Regions from separate parts of the Homo sapiens genome. Here regions 1 and 3 are each linked to region 2. The links are chromatin contacts, found by Hi-C or POLR2A ChIA-PET in ENCODE. All regions are on one chromosome and are shown on one strand. Each heading gives the region's core, a stretch centred on a gene start or an enhancer-like site at or near the end of the contact. The rest is flanking DNA. Distances are from core to core; before and after follow the strand shown. Region 1 holds the start of DICER1 (dicer 1, ribonuclease III). Region 2 holds the start of TCL1A (TCL1 family AKT coactivator A). Region 3 holds the start of AK7 (adenylate kinase 7).

Region 1 (4,803 bases), core at 714-3,213, 560 kb after region 2:
AGCCCACAAATTTCCACTGCCAATAGAGTCCAGTGCCTACCCCCATACTGAGATGCTGTCCTTCTCATAAAGGCTTATCAGGGAGTCCACCGAAGAGATATCTACATTTGGGGATAAGTTAAGACGATGTTCTTTAAGCCAGACACTTATTTAACGCCCACCGATATTTTAATTCCTAGCTACAAAGAAAACCTTATATGTATGACTGGGGTCTTAAAGGTATGACATGCTCACCGTGCTTGACATATAAGAAACTACTTTTTTAAATACATGGGTCTGCCAGGAGCATCCTACTTCCTAATTTTGCCCATAAATATGCTACTTTCAAGTGAAACCTTAAGCCAATTCATAGTAAATATATTATCAAAATTTTAGCACAGTAATGACTGAGCACACCAGCCTCAAAGCCAGACTACGTGGGTTCAAATCTCAGTTGTTCACTTACTGGCTACTTACTTGTTGGAAGTTATTCCATTTCTTCGTCTGTTAAAACAGGAAGCAGGCTGGGTACGGTGGCTCACGCCCGTAATCCCAGCACTTTGGGAGGCCAAGGCGGACGGATGACAAGGTCAGAAATCGAGACCATCATGGCCAACATGGTGAAACCCCGTCTCTTCTAAAAATACAAAAATTAGCTGGGTGTGGTGGCGTGCCCCTGTAATCCCAGCTACTCGGGAGGCTGAGGCAGGAGAATCACTTGAACCTGGGAGGCGGAGATTGCAGTAAGCCCAGGTCGCACCACTGCACTCCAGCCTGGAGACAGAGTGAGACTCCGTCTCAAAAGAAAAAAAAAAAAAAAACAGGAAGCAGTTTCAGCACCTACCTCACAATGTGCACACAGTTAAAGCACCTACCTCACAGGGTGCACACAGTTAAAGCACCTACCTCACAGGGTGCACCTAAGGATCACAGGCATGCAAGCCCTAGATCAGCCTGCCCAATGGCAATATAATGCAGGCCACAGGTGACATTTAAAATTCTGTAGAACCCACACTAAAAAATAAACAAATAAAACTTTTATCCCAATATATGGAAAAAGTTTATCACTTCAACATGTAACAATTTTTTGAACATTATTTGGTAAAGAATGCATATATCTCGATTCCGACTAGCCATACTTTAAGTGCTCAGGAGCCATGTGGGGCTGGTGGCCCCAAACTGAACAGCACAGCCCAGGCAGCAGGGGCGCATAGTAGGTTCTGCTCACGCCCATGGTCTGAAAGAAACACGGTTGCAGTTGCTGTGAGCACACCTCACCTGGAGCAAACCGGCCTATCAGGGGGTCCACTGAAGAGATGTCTACATTTGGGGATAAATTAAGAAGATGTTCTTTAAGCCAGCCACTTATTTAATTCCCACCGATATTTTAATTCCTAGCTTCAAGCTGTGGTGCGCGGTTCCGACCTATGCAAATGAACAGCTTACAAACAGAGGGCCACCATCTATTTCTCATTATCTGGGGATCCCGGTTGGGGTGGGGGGCGGAAGTGGGTGTTTGTTATTTCCCCAAATGCGGAGGCCCCTGCACCACTAACGCGAGGAAACGCAGGCGAGTGGGAAGGTACTTTAAAAAGGGGAGGGAGGTGCTCAGAGGGAAGCTAAGCTCTCCGGGAAACAATTACGGCCACGTTACGGTCTGTGGGTGCCAGAAGGAGCAACAATGGAGGCAGTCGAATTCCGAGAGCTCAGAGAGTCTGCCAAACTTAGCCGGCCTCGGCGCGCGGGTTCCCGGGGGCCCCAAAAACTCCGGGCAACTGCGGCCCAACGCCAAGGTCCAGTCCAGGCGCTGGGCCGCAAACGCCTCTCCGGCCTCCGCGCGCGCGCCCGCTGTCTCCCTGCTCCTGAGTGGCTGGGGGGCCGGGATTAACCTTTCACCGCCAGGCCCTGTCCAATCACAGGCTCGCTCTCATGCCGCCACGGGGCGAGCGGAGCGTGGGGGCGCGGAGGGGCGGTGCGGGAGCCAGTGGGATTCTCCAAGCGGCTGTGCGCCGTTGCCGCGGGCCGTGCGCTGGCTGCCGGCCAGCCGGGCGCTGCGCAGTCTCCGCAGGCGCCGGCGGGAGGGGTCGAGGCGGAGGCGCGGCGCAGGCTGCTGCAGGCCCAGGTGAATGGAGTAACCTGACAGCGGGGACGAGGCGACGGCGAGCGCGAGGAAATGGCGGCGGGGGCGGCGGCGCCGGGCGGCTCCGGGAGGCCTGGGCTGTGACGCGCGCGCCGGAGCGGGGTCCGATGGTTCTCGAAGGCCCGCGGCGCCCCGTGCTGCAGGTGAGGCGGGCTCCCGCGGAGCAGCTTTGTGTCCGGGGCGGGGAGCGGGTCGCCTGGCCGCGCTCCCGCCTCCGCGCGGAGGCCCGCGTGCCGGCCATGGCCCCGAGCCGCGCGTCCGGGCCTGGCGGGCGCTGACGAAGGGCGCGGCCTCGCCTGCCTCGTCGTCCCGCACAGCGCGGCCTGTGGACCCGGCGTCTGCCCGCCTCGGCTCTGCTCCTGGGCCCGGACCCCGGCGCCTCCCCGCGAGGCAGCCCTGGGAGACTTTCCGGGCCGCCGTGGCGTGGTGGGGGATGCCGGCGCCTGTCCACTCCCCGGCCTGGCGAGGCCTGGGGCTCTTGACAGGTCCCGTCACGCGCGCTAAGGTGGCGCGGGAGCAGCGGAGGTGGAGACGCGCGCCTGACCTGCCGGAGCACCCTGGGGCCCTCCTCTGATGGGGCCGCTGTGCCGCGCCCGGAGGGGACGAAGCTGGGCTCTCGGTCCCTCCCGGGAGGGTCCTGTGTGATTACTGTCAGGGGACCAGATTGGGGCCCTGGGGGGCGGGCAGGGGCCGAGGCCATTCTTTTGCCTCTCCCCTCAGATGTTTTTGTGCCAAAATGCCTAGACCCTGCGGAGGACCCTTTCTTCAGGGTTTTTGATTTTGGGGAAATCAGTGTATGTTTTAAGTTAGCACATCAGATTTCTGTAGATTGTCCAGAAAAGCTGAGTTGCCCTGATGGCTCTGCCTGGAGGTCAGAGCCAGCAAACCACTGAGTGTGTCCTTAGGAACCTGAAGATCCGCGGAAACGTGGAGATGAGTTGGAGGGTCCTATTTGTGTAGTGTTAACTCCGTGCTTTTGTGGAGAGAGTTGTGGTTAAAGGGACACGTTACTGGTCTACACGATAAGTAAGTGTTCTTAGGACTTTCAGGTTTTAAAAACATTCATCTGATGAAAGAGGATCACTTGGACGCCTATGCTTCTGTCTTCGAATATTCTGAATCTTTACAATCCTGATTGTCAGGTGTCTTCGTGGTGCTTGTTTTCAAACAGTGGAAAAGGACTCAGGTTAGGATTTAAGCAACTCGGAAAATATTGTTAAAAATGTGCTGTTAAAACAGGTTAGCTATATTGAATATGTATTGGTGTAAACGTTAAGTTTTCTAAATAAAAATATACATCCTCACCAAAAAACTCAGTTTATTAAAAGATGGGTTCGGGATAAGCCAGGTCCTAGAGAATAGTAATTTTCAATATTATTGATATCTTTGGAAATTAGGTTCTGGAATAGCCAGTTTATTTTGCAAAGTCTACTTTAAAGCTACCTGTGGCACGTGTGTATTATATGTAATATGTGCTGTGTACATGCACATACATACACAATTATTTCAAAACTTCATTTTAGGGCATATTCCATAAAACTCAATAGATAAAAAAACAAAAAACTAAAGATTGCTTTTAACATGGTCACTATAAACATTGATCATGGTAACATAGGTTTATAGATTTACTCACGGCACCAAAATGCTGTTTTAAGAAGAGAACAGTTAGTCCATTTTAATTTGGGGAGAAAAGACATTTTCCTACAATCCTTTTTAGTAAGGGCCTGCTTTACTTTTTATGCTTCCATCTCATGTTTGAAGGGTAAGCCCTGACTGCTCTGCTGTATTTTGCCCGTGGCTCAATGTGTGAGTTGGGTAGCTAGGTTGTTTTGCTATTATTGAGCTTTATTGTCTTGGTTTTAGAAGACATTGTCTTTTGATGTGGCTCATGATTCTTATTTGACAGTGATTTTGTCATATAGTGGGTTGTACAGTACTTGTAGTGCTATCTTCTAGAGAGGGTGACTTTTATGGCGTTGGGATGTTTTATTCTCTACCACTATCTGACATGTGAGGTGCTTGTTTCATTTGAGAAAGTAGATATTTCGTAGACAGTCTCTCACTTGCGACCCTACCATGTCATGGTCACGTTTCCACTTGCTCATGGCAAAGGAGATAAGGGAAACGTGTTATTGAGTGCCTCCTTGTTATGCGCCAAGATGTTTCAGGTTCTACGTACATTCTCTTCTAATCCTCACTGTGACCCTGCGATCAACTCGATATTGTCCTTGTTTTATAGGCAAGGAAACTAAGAGTCAGTGATTATTACCCCAAGTTAGGAATCTCGAAGTGGCAGAGCCGAGATCGAATTGTGGTTTGGTTTCAGAATCTTTGGAGGCATGCTTTTTGTATTGCATTACTGTTCCAAATGGATTTCAGGGCTGCATCACGTGTAGTGACTCCTCAGTTAAGACTTGTGGAATGAATGAAGCTGTGTCTAACCTTAAATGTTCAGGTGAATGAATGGTTATTTGAATATTTCAGATAGTTGTTTTTTTTTTTTTTTGGCATGGTAAAATATACATAACACAACGTTGAACCATTTTAAGTGTACAACTAGCTGGCATACAGTACATTTACATTGTTTTTAGTCATTACCAGCATCCATCTCCATACTTTTTCATCTTTCCCAACTCAAACTGTCCTCATTAACACTAACTCCTGATTCCATCCTACCTTCAATG
Region 2 (4,290 bases), core at 1,132-3,631:
TGACTACTCCTCAACCCCTTCTTTGGAACCCAAACAAGAAGAATGGCTCCCATGAATTCCACTGGGGTCCTTGATCTACAGCCACTGTACCAAAAACTGTAGGCATTCCTGAACTAACATCATATATTTTGTCCATCTCTTTTCTTAACTATTCCCTCCTCCCACTAGGCAATGTTATAGGAGGATTGGGGCCTACTGAGTTAGAAACAAGCTTAGAGAGCAGGTATTTTGCCCCATTCATTACAAAACTATGGCACTGAGGCCAAGTTGCAAAGGATTTGTCAAGTTCACAGGTGATCGTGGTAAAGGCAAAACTAGATCTAAATCAGGACATGAACGCATCCATTAAGGATTCTGTCAAAATGATTGCTTCCTGTAGCTTTCTGTGTGAAACATCCATTTGCTTATCCTCAGGGAAATCAGACTAACAAAGACTTGGAAAGGAACATAAAATTCTAAAGCTAGGCTTATGGCCTTTATAACCCTTAGATGGGGCAGATAACATGCCACGGAGGCTCAGAGACAGCTCTGAGACTATGCAATAGCTACTGTTTCCCCTCTTGTGGAATGTTCACTTAAAAAAGCTCAAGGGCTCTATAAGTTGCCCAATGAACTCCACAGACATCCTTAATTCATTTTCATTTATTGGAACCCTCTCTCAAATAATTTTCTAAATCTCACGCAATAATGATGTATATTCTTGCTCAATATTAAGAAGCCCTCATGCAAAACTGAAGAAATAAATTGTTCTTACAAAAGAAGGAAAAAGGAATTATATTCTCAGAACATTCTGCTTACCCAGACACACAGATCTGATTCTTGCTCCATTGTTTGTGGCATTCTGGATCCTAGGGCCATTGATGAGGCTGGGTCAGTGGCCACACTGGCTCCTGGGTACCCCTTCCCTGGCCACAAAAGTCCATCCCAGCAGCACTATTTAAACTGGACTTATTTCTCACTTCACAGCTCTGGCCTGGGCTGAGACCTCCCCAACAGAGCTTATTAGCGAGCTTGTCATCTTGCTCTGTGGCTATCTAGGTCTGGAGTCAAGAGCCATTCACAGGAAAATCAGCATGAAACCTTTAAGTTTGCATATTAAATATTAACACCACTAAGGGCTACAGTGGAAAAGAGGTTTGCTGAGCTCAAGGGCCCTCACTCCACCCCCAACTTCCCTTGGCTTTTCTCTTCTATGTTGTGTTCCTGGTAAATCCCATTATGTCTCGACTACCTTAGGCCCTCTCAGCCCCTTCTTGGGAATTAGGCTCTCTGGATAGGCAAAGAGGCAGATACCCAGCTGCCAGGTGAATCAGATGTCCTCATCAGATCTCTTAATTTCCACTTTGGTGATATTTCAAAGGATCACAAATTATGTTCTTAGTGCCTGGTCAGAGAACTGGGAAAGAGCTGGAAGATGAGACACCAAACTCCATCCCATGGTGATGTTTGAACCAGGCTGGAGCTGGTTTCACATGTTTTTCATTGTGCATGACTTTCTTAATTGCCTTAGTGGGAATGCGTTACTGCAAAATAAAGTGAAATTGTTTTCCTTATTGCTTGTAATTTACAGAGGGGTGGTTTTGATCATATAAACCAGGCACTTTTCAAATCCATTGATCTTAGGGTGGAAGGAGGGATTTCTTTTTAAGTATTCATTTCGAACTATGCTTTCACTAGTAAACTCAAAGCCCAAGGGCAAAAACCCATGATTCTCCATTTTGTAATAGCTATTAGATGTCCACAGCACATCAGACCTGTGGAAAACGCATGCTTTGTGTATGGAAGAGGGAGAGGGAGCGTCAGGAGTTGTCCTTTGCCAAAAAACGTACTCTGACACTCAAAGGCACAGGCTGGTGGAGATCCAGGGAACCCGGGAAAGCCCAGGCCTAACTCAGGCCCGCGCGGGTCTCTTCTGATCCCATAAGATGAGGAGTGGGTCCTGGCTCTGGGCATCCTGGTGTCGACTGTGAGTTCCCAGCAGAGGCCCAGAGTCCCGGTCCGGCAGCCGAGGGAAGCGGGGGGGTCTTCCAGAAGAAGAAAGGGCCAAGGTCACCCCGGTGCCTCTCCAGCAGCAGCAGAGGGCGGCGGTCGGTGTCGCTGCTGGCCGGGGCCTCGAGGAAGGCGCGGGCCAGCTGGGGCCGGGTCTGCGTTCCCAGGAGCTGCCACCGTTCCAGGGAGCAAGTCAGGCCGGGACGTAGCGCCTGCGCGGGACCCTCACTTGCCACCAAGACCCCCACAAACCCCGCCCCATCCTGCCTTACGCCCCGCCCCAAGGTCGTTCTCCCGACCCGGGGTCCCGCCCCAAGGCCGTCCTCCCGCCCCGCCGCTTGGTGGCGGCCGCATGCTGCCCGGATATAAAGGGTCGGCCCCACATCCCAGGGACCAGCGAGCGGCCTTGAGAGGCTCTGGCTCTTGCTTCTTAGGCGGCCCGAGGACGCCATGGCCGAGTGCCCGACACTCGGGGAGGCAGTCACCGACCACCCGGACCGCCTGTGGGCCTGGGAGAAGTTCGTGTATTTGGACGAGAAGCAGCACGCCTGGCTGCCCTTAACCATCGAGGTACAGCCAGCTTTGGAGCGGATGGCGAGGCAGCAGGGGCAGCCCCTGGGAGCTTGGGATGCCCTAGGAAGGGCGAGGACTCAAGGAGCACTCACTATGGGGCAGGGAGGATCCCCACAGATGAAGCCACTTTGAGCCGGGCTCTGGAGGATGAATAGGAGTTCTCCAGGCAGGGAAGAAGGGTGGGAAAACCGCAAAGGAATGTCGGTCAAAGGGGTGGACCCAGTGCCTGTGGAGTGTGACTATAATGTTGACTACAGCAGGCATTTTCTGGGCTTCGGGGTCCTAATCCTTAAAAATGGGTATCTCTAAGTGACTCATCCATATGGCCGATTATCGGAATCATCTCAGGTGGGTCCCAGAAATCTGTATTTTTAAAAAGAACCCTCAACAGTTTAGGGTCAACCAGGCATAGCAAACACTGGCCTAGAGTGTGAAGTATTTTCCACTACCTCTGGGCTTTATTTAGAAAACAAATTTAACAAGTGATGTCGTAGTATAAGCGCCGGTATTGAATCAATATTGACTTTTTTAATGTGTGATGCCTTAAGATGGGTCCTTAATCCATGTTAAGTTTTTGTTAAAGAAATAGATAAGTCTTTTACAAGTATTTGGATTTACTCAATGAAAAAGAGTCAAAAAATGTTCAAACTCTCTCCAAACATACACTGAAGAAAGCATAAAAATTAAAAAATATATTAGAACACGTATGTCCAGTAGCAATCAAAAATTATTGAGTGTTGACTGTGTCTCTACAGATGGGAAACTGAGGCACAAAAATGTACATTTGTCCGAGGTAAGATTGCTAGTAGGTAATGGGGTTGGAATTCTAGGCTCTTAACCACCACAAAATCTGCATTTTTATTGGCATTTCAATTTTTTAAATATGTTTTTACTTTAAAAATCAAGTTAAATACTTACTTTTTTAAAATCAAAATTTGAAGAAATAATTTGAAGATTCAGTGGATTTCTTTTTTTAAATCTCTGAGAAATCTCTTCTTCAACGTGACACCAAAACCACGAACCAGACAGTTTTTCATAAAATCATGATACATGCTCCACAAAAAATAACCCACTAGCAAACTGTGGGACAGATTTTGCCTCACATCATTGAAAAGGCCAGTATTCTTTTTCTCTCTTTCTTTCTTTGTTGTTTTTTTTTTTTCCTGTAGATACAGGGTCTCGCTCTGTGACCCAGGCTGGTCTTAAACTCCTGGCCTCAAGCGATCCTCCTGCCTCTGCCTTCCAAAGCACTGGAATTACAAGTGTGAGCCGCTGCAACCCGCCAGAAAAAAGTGTGCCTTTCATGGCCCTGTCTGGGTGGCTAGACACGTGTGTGTGCTGGTGGTCCTGGCCCAGCCAGAGTCCCTGAGAGGAGCATGCATGGCCTAAGGAAGTGAGCTTCAGGGAACAGTGATGACCATCATTTCACACTCGGACCCCTGCCCAGATGGGTGGATGGCTGGCAGGAGGGATTCCGGTTTTCTGCGCCTGGAGAAGCCCTGGCAAGCGGAACCTGAAAGTATGCCCTGTCCTTTTCTTCTCCTCAGATAAAGGATAGGTTACAGTTACGGGTGCTCTTGCGTCGGGAAGACGTCGTCCTGGGGAGGCCTATGACCCCCACCCAGATAGGCCCAAGCCTGCTGCCTATCATGTGGCAGCTCTACCCTGATGGACGATACCGATCCTCAGACTCCAGTTTCTGGCGCTTAGTGTACCACATCAAGGTGA
Region 3 (4,439 bases), core at 624-3,123, 680 kb before region 2:
AGCAGCTGAGATTATAGGCGCCTGCCACCACGCCCGGTTAATTTTTGTACTTTTAGTAGAGACAGGGTTTCACTATGTTGGCCAGGCTGGTCTCGAACTCCTGACCTCAGGTGATCCACCCACCTCGGCCTCCCAAAGTGCTAGTATTACACCACGCCCACCCTAAATCTCTGTTTTTTGATGGATGCATTTTAGATGGTACACTGGGTTAAATAGCGTCTACCCCCACCAAATTCCTGTCCTCTTAGAACCTGTGAATGTGGCCTTATTTGGAAATAGGGTCTTTGCAGATGTAATCAAGTTAAAATGAAGCCATATTGGATAGGGTGAGTCCTCATCCAACAACTGGTGTCCTTATGAGAAGAGGGAAGTTTTGACACAGAGACACAGGGGAGAGAACACCATGTGAAGAAGGTGGCAGAGATTGGAGTCTACTGCCAAGGGGTGCCAAGAATTATTGGCAACTACCAGAAGCTAGGAGAGGGGCAAGCAACAGTTCTTCCCCTGGAGCTTCCAGTAGAAACCAACCCTGCTGACACCTTGATCTTGGACTTCTGCCCTCAAGAACTGCGAGAGAATAATTTCTGTTTTATAAGGTCATCCAGTTTGTGGCAATTGGTTACCACAGCCCTAGAAAACTAATACAGATTGTACGTACTGTAGCCTCATCCTATTTTAAGCAGATTTGTCCTGTTCGAAAGTGCAGTCATTAGCCTCAGAGAAGTCTGTCCAGGGTGAGATTAGATTTCTCTGTAGCTCTAGAGGACAGAATTCAGATGGACGGGTCCTACCCACAGGGAATGATAAAATCATGGCTTTCTTTTGACAACTGATCATATTAGCATGAAGGGCCCCAGAGCCCTTTTTCTGAATATCTTCATTTTCCAGGGATAAAGACACAGAAAGGTGAGGAAACTTAATGGAACTCGGGGACCCAAACAGTGTCTGGTCCATAATAGATGCTCAAAAACCATATATTGAAGGGATGGATGAATGAAAAACGCTTCATGGGCAATATAAAAATTTGATTTACTCACGCCTGTAATCCCTTTTGGATTTACTCGGCCTGTAATTTGGGAGGCCGAGACGGGTGGGTCACGAGGTCAGGAGATCGATCGAGACCATCCTGGCTAACACAGTGAAACCCCGTCTCTGCTAAAAATACAAAAAATTAGCCGGGCGCGGTGTCGGGCGCCTGTAGTCCCAGCTACTCGGAGGCTGAGGCAGGAGAATGGCGTGAACCCGGGAGGCGGAGCTTGCAGTGAGCCGAGATCGCGCCACTGCACTCCAGCCTGGGCGACAGAGCAAGGCTCCGTCTCAAAAAAAAAAAATTGATTTATTTTCTCGTTTAGCTGCCTGCTTCAAAATCGATGGAAGGGTAGAAAGAGAACCTAGGAGGGGGCAAGAGACCTGGAGTCTCTGTCCAGGTTCTGGCCTCAACTCTCTATGTGATCTTGGGCAAGTCCCTGCCTCTTAGCCTCAGTTTCCCCTCATTAAAAGGAGGAACAGGGGATGGACCAGTGATTTCCAGACACCTGAGCTTCCATGTAGAATCTCTTGACCAGCCTGGGTGCGGACTGGGGTCCAGGGGGCATTGGTGGTGCCCAGGACGCGGGACCCTCCCTGAGGAAAGGCCCCGACAGCGCCCTGGGGCGCAGACCCTCGCTGGGTTTGCGGACCGGGGGCCGAGGGCTGGGAGCTGAGAGCTGGCGTGAGGCTCTGGGCCGCCGCCGCCGCTCACCTTCCCGATGTTTCCGCTGCTGTAGGAATCCAACAGGTTTATAAACACCCTCTGGGTCCGGATAACCTTCTCCGTGAGAGCAGCAGTTTCCTCTTCTTCAGCCATGGTGGGAGCCGCGCTGGTTGCTAAGGTGAAAGCGCCACTCGCTTGCCAAGGAGGCGGGGCCCGGGCCAGGGAGGCGGGGCAGGTTCTCTCTGGGGGCGGGGCCTTGGCTCCGGGCAGTTTGCCGGGCGGGGAGGGGCGTGTCGTGGGCGAAGCAGGGAGTGCCGGGCGGGGCGGTGCGTGTCGTGCCCGGCGCTAATCAGGGCGTGCCAGGCGGGACGGGGCAGGCTGTGCCGGTCGCTGGGCGGGGCGTGCCGGGTAGGGCGGGGCGAGTCGTGCCGGGGGGTTGGGCGGGGCATGCCGGGCAGGGCGGGGTGTGTAGTGCAGTGGGCTGGGCGGGGCGCGCCGGGCGAAGCGGGGCTCAGGGCTCGCAACTGCGCGCGCTGTCGGCTGCTGGGCGCCAGGCGGATGTCCCTGCGAGTGCTTTCCGCGGCGCCGCGCGTGCAGCCCGGGTCTCACCCTGGCTTGCTGCCCACTGGGAGCCCTTGGGCAGTGCATGGTTTCTTTCCGAAGCTCCCTGGGCGTCTGTCCCGGGGGGCCATGTGATTGCTGTGCCTTTTTAATCTCCATTGTTCGGAAAGTCTGGAAACACATCCCTGTGTCCGCTTGACCCGATGACTAAAAATAATGAGAATTCTGAAGAAGAGGGAATGGCCCACAGCCTAGGCCTCTCCCCGACACGTGGGAGTTACTCAGCACGCTCCCATGGGGTGGTCTGGCCGGGGCGACGGGACGTAAGCCTCAGCTGCGAAGAAAAGCTGTTGCCATGGAGTTTCGGGCTCCCGAACACCCGAGCGACGCTAGCGTGGTCCCGCCTTGCGGCAGGTGCGGCTTGGTCCGCCGGCTCAGCTCCCTTGGGGGTTGTTTCCAGACGCACGTTCCGGGAAGACCCCTGGTGTCGGCTGGGGGCGACCAGAGCCCGTAGGCGCCCGGGATTCGCTCACATTCACCAAGGGAAGAAATTTAGACTTGACCGTTCCACAAGAGATTATACATGCAGTTGCTGAGATAAATCCACAAATTAAAAGATAACATTCACCTCGGTGATCACTGGACCATAAAGGTTGTGGTGGACTAAGAATACGCAGTTCCCTTGGAATAGCCTGATCATATTGAACTGTTTTCATGCCTTAAGCATTAACTCCTTAAATGCAAATATTTAACACTTGCAGCAATTGTGTGTGCGTGGTTTCTTCTCGTTCTTTTTATTATTTTTAATAGAGACAGGGTCTCACTATGTTTGTTGCCCAGGCTAGTCTCTAACTCCGGAGCTCAAGAAACTCTCCTGCCTCGTCCTCCCAAAGTGCTGGTATTACAGGCATGAGCCACCACGCCAGCGTTCTTGTTCTTTTTATTTTTAATTTATTTTTTTGAGATGGAGTCTCGCTCTGTCACCCAGACTGGAGTGCAATGGCATAATCTCAGCTCACTGCAACCTCGCCTCCCGGGTTCAAGCGATTCTCCTGCCTCAGCCTTCGAAGTAGCTGGGACTACAGGCGCCTACCACCGTTCCCGGCTAATTTTTGTATTTTTAGTAGAGACAGGTTTTCAGCATGTTGGTCACGCTGGTCTTGAACTTCTGGCCTCAAGTGATCCACCCGCCTCGGCCTCTCAAAGTGCTGTGATTTACAGGTGTGAGGCACCCCACCTGGCCTTCTTCTTTTTAAAAAATACTGGTTGTTTCAAAAAACGGAGGTGGCCCAACATCTTCAGACAGCTTGGAGGCTCTGGGCTTTCAGGCACTCATGAGACTTGGCTTTGAGTTTCAGCTCTCCAGTGATTTGTGGGAGGCTGGGACCAATCTTTTAACTTTCCCTATGCTGTTAAATTGTCTGTAAAATAGGAGTGATACCACCAGCCTAACAAGGCTGTTAGGATTAAATAAGACATATGTGAAGCATTTTCTGAAGTGGTCGCCAAAGGTGAAATTATTGCTTTTTTTTCCTGCAAGGCTAAGGCACACTTGTACAGATGGGAGCCTTTATATTTCGTTTTTCTGTCCCCACCCCATTTTCTTTTCTATACATGCAACTCTCATTAAAACTTGTTTTGATAAACTAACGCTTTGAAGTTTTGCCAACTCAATTTGGGAACAGTTTGCTCATACCAAATTTATTATTTTTTTGAGATGGAGTCTTGCTCTATCCTTTAGGCTGGAGTGCAGTGGCGCGACCTCGGCTCACTGCAACCTCTGCCTCCTGGGTTCAAGCCATTCTCCTGCCTCAGCCTCCCCAGTAGCTGGGATTACAGGCGCGTGCCACCACACCCGGCTAGTTTTTCTATTTTGAGTAGAGAATGGGGGTTTCACCATTTTGGCCAGGCTGGTTTTGAACTCCTGACCTTGTGATCCACCCGCCTCGGCCTCCCAAAGTGTTGAGATTACAGGTGTGAGCCCCCAGGCCCGGCAATTTTTTGCTTTTCTTTAATCAACAAGAAAGTAATGTCAGTTTAAATGTAAAAGTATTCATGCAAAATTAGTGCAAAACTTAGAAAATATACTTCAGCATTCTTTCAAATGACTTACTAGTTCAACTATTCTAAAATTCACGATTCATTTTCAAATTTTTAGTTTATCTCTGCATTCCTTGTTGATATG

Evidence for each region. A loop is a pair of places that touch in the nucleus more often than their neighbours do. ChIA-PET counts read pairs that join two places held with the same protein, here RNA polymerase II (POLR2A). Pooled maps may share reads with other maps.
Region 1: a pooled map shows a loop between it and region 2 (2.9-fold over the local background). The contact joins the promoter of DICER1 here to the promoter of TCL1A in region 2. A Hi-C loop is called at or near these places in 7 of 37 single-sample maps with no recorded cell type and 5 of 50 pooled maps. POLR2A ChIA-PET finds 5 or more read pairs at or near these places in 1 of 52 experiments (AG04449).
Region 3: a pooled map shows a loop between it and region 2 (3-fold over the local background). The contact joins the promoter of AK7 here to the promoter of TCL1A in region 2. A Hi-C loop is called at or near these places in 3 of 37 single-sample maps with no recorded cell type and 3 of 50 pooled maps.

Annotation. Positions count from the first base shown.
Region 1 is chr14:95,154,689-95,159,491 of GRCh38, reverse strand. DICER1 (dicer 1, ribonuclease III) reads left to right here and starts at 1,963. Exons shown (of 27, transcript NM_177438.3): 1 at 1,963-2,262. It overlaps DICER1-AS1 (DICER1 antisense RNA 1), which reads right to left and starts at 1,804. Exons shown (of 4, transcript NR_015415.1): 1 at 1,634-1,804; 2 at 1,258-1,299; 3 at 457-616. RefSeq lists enhancers at 1,493-1,562, 1,603-1,702 and silencers at 1,793-2,252, 2,313-2,672.
Region 2 is chr14:95,712,216-95,716,505 of GRCh38, reverse strand. It overlaps TCL1A (TCL1 family AKT coactivator A), which reads left to right and starts at 2,381. Exons shown (of 4, transcript NM_021966.3): 1 at 2,381-2,559; 2 at 4,110-4,286. The coding sequence starts at 2,440. It overlaps LOC107984703 (a long non-coding RNA gene), which reads right to left and starts at 1,023. Exons shown (of 3, transcript NR_148060.1): 1 at 799-1,023. RefSeq lists a silencer at 2,127-2,366 and enhancers at 2,597-2,646, 3,761-3,980, 4,021-4,180, 4,221-4,290.
Region 3 is chr14:96,389,562-96,394,000 of GRCh38, reverse strand. AK7 (adenylate kinase 7) reads right to left here and starts at 1,873. Exons shown (of 18, transcript NM_152327.5): 1 at 1,742-1,873. The coding sequence starts at 1,846. RefSeq lists a silencer at 1,804-2,313.